Regions from separate parts of the Mus musculus genome. Here region 1 is linked to region 2. Evidence: chromatin contacts called from ENCODE Hi-C or POLR2A ChIA-PET data. All regions are on one chromosome and are shown on one strand. The core of a region is the stretch at or near the end of the contact, and the rest is flanking DNA. Distances in the headings are between cores, read along the strand shown.

Region 1 (5,900 bases), core at 1,593-4,092, 38 kb after region 2:
ACCAAGCTGTAAGACCAGACTATTCAGGTTTGTAGAGATGGCTCAGCAGTTCAGAGTACTTTTTGTCTTCCAAAACGACAGGATTCAGTTCCTAGCACACACATGTTGGCTCACAACCATCTGTAATTCCAGTTCTAAGGGTTCCACTGCCTTCTTCTAGCCTCTGTGGTGCACATGCACACGTGCAGGAAAACATTAATGCACATGTAATAAAATAAATAAATCTATTTATTACTGTTTTGACTTTAGTCAGTACGAATTTGTCAGAGTACTTAAACTCAGTGTCTCTCAGTGTAAATGATCAGAGGGGTTGGAGGGATGGCTCTACAGTTAGCAGCGTGTGCCTCTCTTCCAGAGGAGGGGTGTGTATAAGTTCAATTCATAGCAACTACATGAAGGATCACAAACTTTGGTAACTCCAATACCAGGGGATCCAATGCTGTCTTCTGGCCTTCACAGACACAGGAACACAGGTGGTGCATAGACATACATGCAGGGCAAAACACCTGCACATGTAAAGTGAATAATAGTAAAAAATCAAACAAACTAAAAAATGTGGGAGGTAGTAGTACTATTTCAAGTTATTCTTAGAATTTAAGAAAGTGAGGCATATAACATACTTAGCACAGTGTCCAGAACATAGTGAATGCTAACAGAACTGTTGTTAGTTATTAATTATAGTTACCATAACAGGGGATTGAGATTGTTAAGAAATGTGTGAGCATAGCTGGAGACATGGCTGTCAGTAAAGTGCTTGCCTTGAAAGCATGAGGACCTGGATTCAATCACCAGCACCCAGATAAAAATGTGTGCATCTGTTACTCTAGCACTGAAATGGAGGACTACAGAGAACTTCTGGAGTTTGCTAGCCAGCCGCTCGTGCCAACCAGTGAGCTCTAGGTTCAGTGGGGGATCTTATCTCAAAAAAGTAACGTGAGGAAGTGAATGAGGAGAACTCCTAGCATCAGCCTCTGCCTTCACGTGTGTGGCCACATGTACGCACAGAGAAATGTGTGAGAGCAAGATTTGAACATGGCTGAAAACTGAGTACCAGCATCAAAGGAGCAAGCGCTTTTGAGGTTTCCTAGTAGGCCAGTATCAGACACATCAGCTGTGTATTTAGTCAAGGTACTTGGATAGTTTCCACATTTACTGATAGAATATTCTCAAGAGAAGCGTGCTTGCTATACATAAAAACTGTCATGTTGCATGAGTATACGTACAAGAATGTAATGTGGGTCATGAAATGCTGTGGAGCCTTGATTTGAGTAAGAGCTGGAGAGTCTCCTCTGCTCTTACTGTGAGGATTATCCTATAAATGTTCTTACTGATAGTAGCAGACATTCTTTAGACATTAAAAAAAAACACTTTTATCTGTTATTTATTTATGTGTGTTTGAGTGTGAATGTACCACAGTATGAGTGTAGAGATCAGAAAACTACTATGGGAATCCCATTTTGCCTTTCATTCTGTTGATCCAGGAGACGGATTCAAAGGGTTGTTTAAACTTGATTAGTTATTGGAATTTCAGCACTTGTTGTAATTTCTATCAGGACAGAACTTGGTTTACAGAATTGATGTCAACAGTCTCATAGTGCAGCTAGAAGATTGCCACTAGCACTTAAGTGTGACCTTAGTAAGTTTTATCAATTCTGACAGTTTCATCCCTGTGAGAAAGGGATAGTTATTTATCTAAAAGGATGTGAGGATGAAACATTCGTAGCACCTGCTGCCTGAGGTATGTTTTCTATTACATAATGTATCAATGGAAAAGATTTAAAATTATAGTGTGTATTGGCACTGGATTGTCTTAGTGGGATTTAAGGTTCCCAACTAATGTCAGAGTTAGCATATAATTACGAAATTAGTTTCCTCCCTTCACACATAATACCCAATGTACTATAAAACATTTCCTCTTGAGCACATTTGGGGAGCTGGAGACAGGGTTTTTTCTTATGAAATCCCTGCGGTCCTGGAACTTGCTCTGTAGACCTGGTTAGCCTTGAACTCTGCCTCCTAAGTGTTCAGATTAAAGGCATGCGCCACCACCCCAGGCTCTGGAGCACATTTTACTAACACCGCTGACCAGATACCGACAGATCAATTTATCGCGTTGATTCTAGAAAGCGTTTCCACAAACACTGTTTTAGAGGATGGCCGAGCGTGCAGTTGTGCAGTCAGGACTTAACAGCTCTTAAAGCATGGTTGCAATGACCGGAAAAGGCGCGCAACCCAATTAGTTCAACTCCTCTTTTGGATTCCTTCTGCCACGCAGATTCAACCCTGGAACTCCGTTCCACATTAAACCGAATTGCCTTGATTCGTTACGAAGGGTGGAGGGACAGCTCTAGAAATCCAACAGTCAGGGACGAGCAGCCGTGCGGTCGCAACCTACCGGAGGCTACTGTGGCACCCCCCACCCCCCGGAAGTTTTTGAGGCTCCAGTTACTAGGTCTGGGAGTCACCTTGACCCTCCCAGAAAGGTGGGGAAAGTCCTGGCCGGAGACAGAATGAGTGAAACCAAAGACAGAGAACACTTTCGTGAGCAGAAGACGCCCTCACGTTTTCCTGTTCTCAGAGGTATCTAAAGACCGAGAGTTTAAGGGTGACAAGAGCAGGTGGCAGAACTCCGCCCCGTACTCGCTTCCCCACCTTCAGCGAGCACGCTGCACACTTTCCTTGAGATCCCGCCTCTCAGGCGCGCGCGAAGAGTTGCTGCGCAGTGCACGCTGGGAGTTGAAGTTCAGGAGTAGACAGCCATCCCGGGCTAATCAGTTGTGGCCTACAGGCCCCATGGTGCCGTGCGGCGCAGGCCGCTCCCGGATGTGTGCTTGGCGCCGGAAGAGAAGGCGGCCCCCCTCTCTCGGCCCGGCCATCTTGTGGGAAGAGCTGAAGCAGGCGCTTTTGGCTCGGCGCGGTCCGCTGCAATCCGTGGAGGAACGCGCCGCCGAGCCACCATCATGCCTGGGCACCTACAGGAAGGCTTCGGCTGCGTGGTCACCAACCGATTCGACCAGCTATTTGACGACGAATCGGACCCTTTCGAGGTACTGAAGGCAGCAGAGAACAAGAAAAAAGAAGCCGGCGGGGGCGGCGTTGGGGGCCCCGGGGCCAAGAGCGCGGCTCAGGCCGCGGCCCAGACCAACTCCAACGCGGCGGGCAAACAGTTGCGTAAAGAGTCCCAGAAAGACCGCAAGAACCCGCTGCCCCCCAGCGTCGGCGTGGCCGACAAAAAGGAGGAGACGCAGCCGCCGGTGGCGCTTAAGAAAGAAGGTAAAGCCGGGCGAGGCGGTGGGGAGCCCGGGCTGGCGGGCAGGACGGGGGCGTGCGCCGCCGCTTGCTCGTGCAGGCGGCGGGGCCGCAGAGCCCTCGGAGCCCCTTCACGGTGCGGGGAACGTGGCTGGTCCCAAGTCCACGCCGCTCTCTCGGTCGCTTGCTCGCTCGCAGGCTCGGCGGGAGCCTTCCTTCCCGCCTCGGGCGGACGGAGCGTGCTCCGAGAGGGCGGCCCGGGCGTTCCCGCCGATTCCTGCCGGGCGCTAGCCTCCTGGCTCTAGGCGCTCGGGAAGCAGCGCGGGCATTGCTTCCTGCCCGGCGGGCTCCTGGCTGCCGCTGCCTGCTGTGGGCTCCTGCCCTGCCATCTTGTCCCACAATGGCGCGGACCCTCAAGGAAAGGCCCGGGCTCAGAGTTTCCACTTGGGCTGCGTCTCCGTTTGGGGGTCCCTGTTAGAGTGGAGGGAGGGAGGAGTTGCTGTTTGGGTCCCACGTGTGTGTTTTGTGTTGTGCCCTTTCGCTCTTACGTTAGAAGAAGTTCCTGTAACTTACTGGCGAGAACTAAAGTGTTGGAGAGGAGAAGAATTTAGCCCCACTCATTTTAGAGGGAGTTCCGAATAAAAAACTGGTCATTAGTGGAACCCATCTCATGTCTCCATCTCTTCTTCCAACTAACTCCCTGGAGCCCCCAGGTCATAGGGCTTTGCTTGTTCTGGGCCTCGTGGGCGAAATGAGTGCCCAGCCTGTCATGTCCCGGCAGCAGAACTCAGGCTGCAGCTTTTCCTCCGCACGTGCGTAAAGCGTGGTCGGGTCTTCATTGGCGGCTAATGGTCTCTTCAAGGGCACTAGAAGTTTCATAGTTGTTTTGATTTTAGCATTCTTCTCCATTACTGGCTTATTGTGGATGAAAAGGCAAAGCAATTAGGGGCTAAAAAAGTGAAAAATCAATAGCGAGTACATATAGAATAACCTGTGAATCTTTAAAATTGGTATTATGTTAAAGTGCCTCTCAATGCCACGTGCTCATGAAAGGAATTGTTTCTCATTAGATTGTGTTAGGTTTGAAGTTTTTTGGGGGTGGTGGTGTCTTTCAATGAAGGCTTAGAGTAAAACATCCAGTTCCTAGTAGATTTATAAAAGGGAAGAGTTCTATTAATATATTTGGAAGCATAGTCTGGAGTGTTAGAAAACATCACTTGGGCAGAAGTACTGAGCGGATTAAGCTTCTTGACATTACATAGTTGAATAAGACATTTAATTTCTGTGTTAGGGACACTAGATAGTGTTATTTAAACTACTAAAATTTACCTCCTTTATGACTGTAATTCACAGAAGTACATGAATAAGTTGAGTAAATAAAACACATCACATAGATGAACTCAAAAAATGGTCAAAACATGAAGCATGATTTTAAATTATTCAATTTTCATCACAAAGCCAATTTATGATCTTGCCTGTAAACTAGCATAAGTCATCAATGGAGGACATTTTTATTTATAGCCAGGATTACGTTTGTCATTTACTTCAGAAAACTTTTTCACAATAGTAGTCAACCTTTTTTTTAGTTACGTCCAAGTCTTCCATGGGTTGTACTGGGTATTGAACTTAGAACCTTGTCCTTGCTGGGGAAAATTTTGCATTACACATCTCAAACCCTTAGATCACTCTTTAAAACCAGAGTTGATTTTAAATAAGGTTATATATACATATGGGGAAATTTTGAATAAAACTTCCAGTTAGTGCTGTGTGGTGGTGGTTGGTAGACTTGTAAACAAAGTACCTATCTGTAAGAGTGGAAACAATTGTTAACCTATGGTGTGTCCTGTGTCTCGGGAACACAATGCTGGAATGTAATGTTTTTCTACATAAATTTTGATGCATTTGTCTATTTGAAGAACTTGAATTGGCAAAATGTCATTAAAAGTAGACCAGGTTTTTTGTGTTTAGCAAAAAAAGAAAAGCAACTCTGGATATTAGTGCAGTTAAGAAACTCATGTATCTGGTAAGTACAGTAAAAGAACCTTGTATGCTTTTTAAAAAATTTTTTTTCAGTAGATGAATTTATATTTTGTGGTAAAAGTGGCCGAACCCAGCATTTTGCAAACTAAGTGAAAGTAGCTCTCACTGAGCTACACTCCCAACCACTTGATGAGTTTAGTAAGTTTTTTTCTGATTATGTAGGCCTCATACTGAATATTGGGTGGGGAAGCAAGCCATTGTTCCTTGGGTGTGTTTAGCTTGGTTATCATTACAAGTTCTGAGCTGGTTCTATAGCTCCACCCCAATACACTATACCTCTGATGAAATTTATGTAAATGCCACGGCATAAGGGCTACATTTAAGGCTTGCCCTGAGAATTTACAGAGACTGAGCTTAAATATTAAGGAATTTCACCTTTACTGTATGACTATAGTTAAAGATATCTGAACAAATGAATATATCCTGATGGTGTTCCATTTTCTTAGAATTAGTCACATGTTTAAATATTTTACAAAAACAATTTCTCAGCTGATTTTGTTTTTTTGACTATCAACACCTATGGCTTGGAAATTAGAGCATGTCTGAAATGTTAGGCATGCATTTAACTATCAACTTGTCCTTTAGACTACCAATAATTCAATTTAAATTGG
Region 2 (5,490 bases), core at 2,247-4,746:
ATCTCAAAACCCAACTGTGGGGAAATTTTTACTTGAGAAAGTTTAAATTCATTTCAGGACAAAGCGCCAAGCTTGAGAGAGTGAGGACAACATAATACCCCAGTTGAGGGATGAAGGACGAGTGTGACATCTATGCAGCGAGAAGAGAAAACATGAGGAAGAAAATGTTTCAGTAAAGACAACAATGTGTGCAAAGAATAAAAGATGAGTGGGCAGACAGCTTTATTCATCTTCAACACAGCCTAGCCTTGAGGACGGTCTAAATACTCTCCAGGTGACCTTAATGTGTACCCAAGGTTGAATCAGACCATCGGTAAAACAAAAAGGGTCAAGGAGAAGTGATGCTGAGGGAGTCACCTCAACAGATCACAGGGGTCTTAGAGGACCTTACATTTTCTTCTCTGAGCACTTGGAAACAAAACATTTTCTTTTCAAGGAAAGGATGACCGGATTAGACTTGTATGCATCAAACCATTCCTCTTGTGGACAATGGATTGGTACTGGGGCTGTGTATAAGACAACCAGTTTAGAGGCTCTTACAATAATAATTCAGGCAAGAGATAACCACAGCCTGAAGTTGAGCTAATAGAAACAGGGGTGAAGAGAAGGTGAATTCCAGAGATGTTTAGCAGGTAGAAATGCTTGGGCTTGATGAGAGACTGGCTGTGGGAGGAAGATGTCAAAAACCACCTGCTGTTAAAACAGCTGGGTGGAGGATGCCTCGCTCACTAAGATAGAGATCTCTGGGTGGAAGGCATCAAACACTGGGTAGAGGCCAGTCTGTGGATATATGGGTGAGAACATCAGCCTGGGAGCTGGTGAGCTTGTGGTACCCGTGGGACATCCAAATGACACCAGAAGACCACAGATAATAACTTAGACTTAGGAGAAACCCCTAGATTGAGGACAGAGATTTGGGGATCTGCTGGAAAGGTTGAGAATGTGTGAAGTTACTCAGAAGTGAGTGGGGAGTGAGAAGAGGCAAGTGTGTCACAGGAACTCAAGTTATTCTCTCAGCTAGGCAGCCCTAAACCACCAAAGGCAATTCCACTGCATGCTGAGCTGACTTGTCCTGGCTAGTCCTCTTCAAATCTCCAGCCAGTAGGAACACCTGCTGCTGGCCCATGTTATTCCTGTCGCTATCAATCTAGTGAAACCAACCTGGTATGCACTGAGGGAACTGGGTACTTTGGACTCAGATGCAGAAAGCCACTTTAAATTCCAAGTTCCGGTTTAGAGTTTCCTAAACATACTGGGAGTTGTGTGATTGACGTCTGAGCTATTTTAAAGGATGCAAGTCTAAATCATCCGAGAATGGGGATATTTAAGAACTAACTCAAGGACCATTGAGATGGCTGAGCAGGTAGAGAGGTGCTTGCCACGCAGCCCGACAGCCCATGTGCAATCCCTGGGATTCATATGGTAAGAGGAAAGGACCAACTCCTCTGAGTTTTCCTCTGATCTCCACATATTTACTGTGGCATACATATGTCCACAATACACAAAATAAATAAATGTGATCAATAAAATAAACACCAGCCACCTCAGTCTAACGTCTTCTGAGCAGTAGCAGAACTTGCTTGCCCTGGGTGAGGAAGGCTAGGGAACCGCTCTAATTCTACACTTTGGATCACTGGGACTTTATCTCTGGCTTTCAATCTGGATGAATCTACATTACCTGTTCTACCTCTAATTAGAAGCAACATTTGTTGCATTATGAATAATGATGGCAGAGAAGTTTCTTTTATGTCTTACAACAGCCTATAAAATAGATTACGTTCCATTTTAAAGGTGAAGAAACTGAGACTTGAACTAATGAACTTGACCAAAATTTAGCTCTACACCACATATATATATATTTATTTATTTTATAGTTATTATTTATTATAAGTTATAATTTGTTATAATCTAAGTTCAAATTCCATCTAGCCTCCCTAAGTACCTTTTACTTCTTTCTTAAAGGACCTCTGGATCAGCCTGAGCAGAGAGCTACAGGAGACAGAAGGAGGGTCTGAGAGAAGCCCCGAAGCTACTCCCTGGTAGCTCCGTGTTTGTGACTTTACCTTTTGCCTTCAGTCCCTTCTCAGTACAGATCATACGCATCACCACCAAAGAGGCTGACGAAATTTGTCGGGAAGGAGGGGAGACAGAGTTGTCTGGGCCGTGGCAGAGTGCTCCTCCAGCATGTATAAGGCCCTGGGTTCAAACCCCAGCAATAAAACTAAGCAATTGTAATCTTTTTTTTTTTTTTAAAACAAACAGATTTATTTATTTATTTATTTATTTATTTAATGTAAGTACACTGTAGCTGTCTTCAGACACTCCAGAAGAGGGAGTCAGATCACATTACGGATGGTTGTGAGCCACCATGTGGTTGCTGGGATTTGAACTCCGGACCTTCAGAAGAGCAGTCGGGTGCTCTTACCCACTGAGCCATCTCACCAGCCCCAGCAATTGTAATCTTAAACTACATATTTTTTTTTCTTTTAGTTACATCTTCATAGATCTGTGATTGGGAAACTTAACTAGGGAAATGTCTGTGGTGTTCTCTTCCCCATCTTTCACGAAAGGCAGAGAAAGAAGTAGGTGGAGGTGCCTAGAAGGTAGAGTGGGTGGAACTTGTCGGGGACAATAGGATTATTGGTTCCACCAGTTTATTATTCACTAGTCACTAGAATTAAGCATAATAATAGTTTGCATTTATATAGTATGTTCTAATTTATAAAGGGCTTTTATGACATTATCTCATTTGATCCTACTGACAACTTTGTAGACAAGGCATGTATAATTATCTCGTTTTATAGTTGAGAAAAAACAAGACTTAGAGAAGTTAAATGAATTGTATGTTCAGTGATTAAACTAGAAACCAACTGTTCTTACTTAGAAAGCTTGAACTTGACAAAGGTCATTAAGCTACACTTAGCTTGAACCCCACGGAGGTCAAAAGCGTTTGCTTTTAAACACCATGTTCCACTAGTCCTTCAACAGGTATTTATTGTGTCTTGTTTTCTTAGTTCCTTGCTCATTCTAAATATAATCCGCGTGCTTTTGATGAAGCAGGTACTCATTAATGAAAACACAATTGCGTAAGGCTTCTAGAAACTTCTCCATACCTCAGCAACTCATTTGACCACGGAAGCAAACACAAGCCTGTGGCCTAATCGCAGAGTCCCCACAAACACTAATTGCATAGAAGATGAACCAAGCAATGACTGAGGCACAGCTCAGAGACTGTCACTCAAGACCTCTCAACCTTTGGGCACTGGGCTCATGAAAAGCTGCTAAGAAGTCATTGTGGTAGCTCCCAGCCAGAAGCCAGCGCAAGGTGATGAAAAAGCTTTTACTCCCAGGAGTCTGTGTGATTCTCTTCTGCTGCGTTAGCCTTTCCCTTTAAAAACTGGTAGCAGCTGTTGGCTGTCTTAGAAATTGTCTAGCCTTAATAGAGCACATCAAAAAGCGCCCCGTGGAGCTGGACCCCTGGGGCAGCTCTGTAAATAGCACCTGTGACGTGTGACTCGGAGAGAGCCAGAAAGCCCTGCTGGCTCTTCTGCAAGCCCGTACTGTGAAACCTGGAAAAGACAGCCTAGCTACAAGCGTCTCACACCGCGGGGTCTTCTGACTCGCTGGACAGTTTCCTCTCTTTCTTCTCCTCTCCCCTGCTTAGTTCTCTCCCGGCTCGTTTTATCCGTCCAGTCTGTCAGATGATATTGTACAAGAGTCCAGACCGAGCTCGCCTGTCTATTTATAGAAGCCAGTCCTGCCACTTCAGCCCCGTAGGGAATGAGTTTGGTTCTGGATTATGTCGCATGTGAAAATGTATTTATTCCCAAACGCTTCAGCCCCACCCTCGTTCCATCACATCAAATACTCCTCTTAGAAGGACACACCCTGCTCCTAGGTTCGTTTAAAAAGTGTTTGAGATCACAAAAGTAGTTCAGACTAGTTAAGAGTGTCACAGACTATATAAATGTACAGATAAAAATTGATTTTTAAAAAAATGTCTCAGGTTCTTGCTCCAAGGTAAAATTTTTAATGACTTTAAAAATGTTTTGTTTTCACTTTTTTTTTTTTTCCCCAGCTTGGAGGTTTGGTGAAATGACTTATGGGTAGGGTGTTGATAGTAAGACTGGAGACTCAGCCATGATAAGTCTCCTAGGCAAAATCAATAGGTTATCAGAAGAGGAAGAGGAAGGAAATGAACACTGATCTTTCAGCCTGGGTGAGAGAGTTCTCATAGAATAATTCAAGAGTAGGCTGAAGCACAGAACTGGGAAAGATCGGCTGAGCGTGATAGTGACTAGTGCCAAATACTGCCACTCTAGAAGCCACAGTTACAAATGCTCCACGGCCCTAAGATAGCCTCCCAAATCCCAAACTTCCACTTTAGCATCTCAGCAGCTACGAAAATTCAAATAGACTGACTTGCCCCAATGCCTAAAGACCAGCAGTCAACGCCCACGCTCCACGTGGTAGAAGGAGAGAACTAACTCCTGTAGGTTGTTGTCTTCTCCATACTTGCACCCTGGAAACACATACACACATACAGAGCAAACAAATACGATAATTATATGTGTGTGGGGGGGGGGGGTGCGGGGAAGGTGCAGGGTGCGAGGGGGTGGGTGATGGGGAGGTGCCTAAGCCTTAAGACCAAGGAAAGACAGATTTGTTTTGTTTTGTTTTGTTTTGCGCTTTGAGTTTTGAAACAGGACTCCCCTGGGTAGTTCAGGGTAACCTTCAAGTAGCTATACTGCAAGCCTGCATCACCACACCACACTCCAGTCAAACTTTTGATCCATTCTCCCTTGGCACTGTTTACTACTGCTGTTGCTTTCCTCACTGCTATGCGCATAACCTGGGAAACTTTAGTTGGGCACCTGACTGACAAGTCCCACTGGTTTTCTTCGTTCTTAGCGCAGAATCTGACAGTCTGCACTTAAGTAGCGATAATAACACCGGTTCTTCCACACCTGGAGTGAGGCTAGGGCAGCACTCAGCCTCCAGTCGGGCTGACTTCAGAGAAGCAAGGTAATTGCTGCTGCTTTACAGGCTAGGCTCCCTGGAGATCCTGATTTACCGGGATTGTGCCTCCTGCGAGGTTTTGATGGGCTAATGATTGAGGTGTCTGCACTTTTCTTGCTTTGTAATGATTATGGGTGAAAAGCAAAACGCTCTCTTAGTGCTTGCTGCCCTATAGTTATTTTATTTCAGTTTAATTTGACATTTTAGATTTTTAATACTGGCTTAATTACACACCAAAGTTTAAATTTTCTCACCATCATCCGAAGGATAGAATGAGGGAAGATTAAGAGAAAAAAAGGGAAAAGAGACAAGTTTCTTTTTTTTGTTTTGTTTTGTTTTGTTTCATTTTGTTTTGACAGGGTTTTTCTGTGTAGCCCTGGTTGTCCTGGAACTCACTCTGTAGACCAGGCTGGCCTCCAACTCAGAAATCCGCCTGCCTCTGCCTCCCGAGTGCTTGGATTGAAGGCGTGT

The links. A loop is a pair of places that touch in the nucleus more often than their neighbours do. ChIA-PET counts read pairs that join two places held with the same protein, here RNA polymerase II (POLR2A).
Region 1: a loop to region 2 is called in a map of heart, with 4 times the contacts of the local background. The contact joins the promoter of Serbp1 here to the enhancer-like site in region 2. A Hi-C loop is called at or near these places in 10 of 37 maps with a recorded cell type or tissue (T-helper 2 cell, gastrocnemius, heart and 1 more). POLR2A ChIA-PET finds 5 or more read pairs at or near these places in 3 of 5 experiments (all embryonic stem cell).

What each region holds. Positions count from the first base shown.
Region 1 is chr6:67,264,137-67,270,036 of GRCm38, forward strand. Serbp1 (serpine1 mRNA binding protein 1) reads left to right here and starts at 2,843. Exons shown (of 8, transcript NM_001113565.1): 1 at 2,843-3,273. The coding sequence starts at 2,961.
Region 2 is chr6:67,225,320-67,230,809 of GRCm38, forward strand. No RefSeq gene overlaps it. Among named protein-coding and RNA genes, the nearest start is that of Serbp1, 39 kb to the right of the region's middle. Within about 2 kb of position 3,497, at least 1 of the 3 ENCODE cell types and tissues checked has a DNase peak (open chromatin) inside an H3K27ac peak, as active enhancers do; it is heart, where a contact is called at or near this core.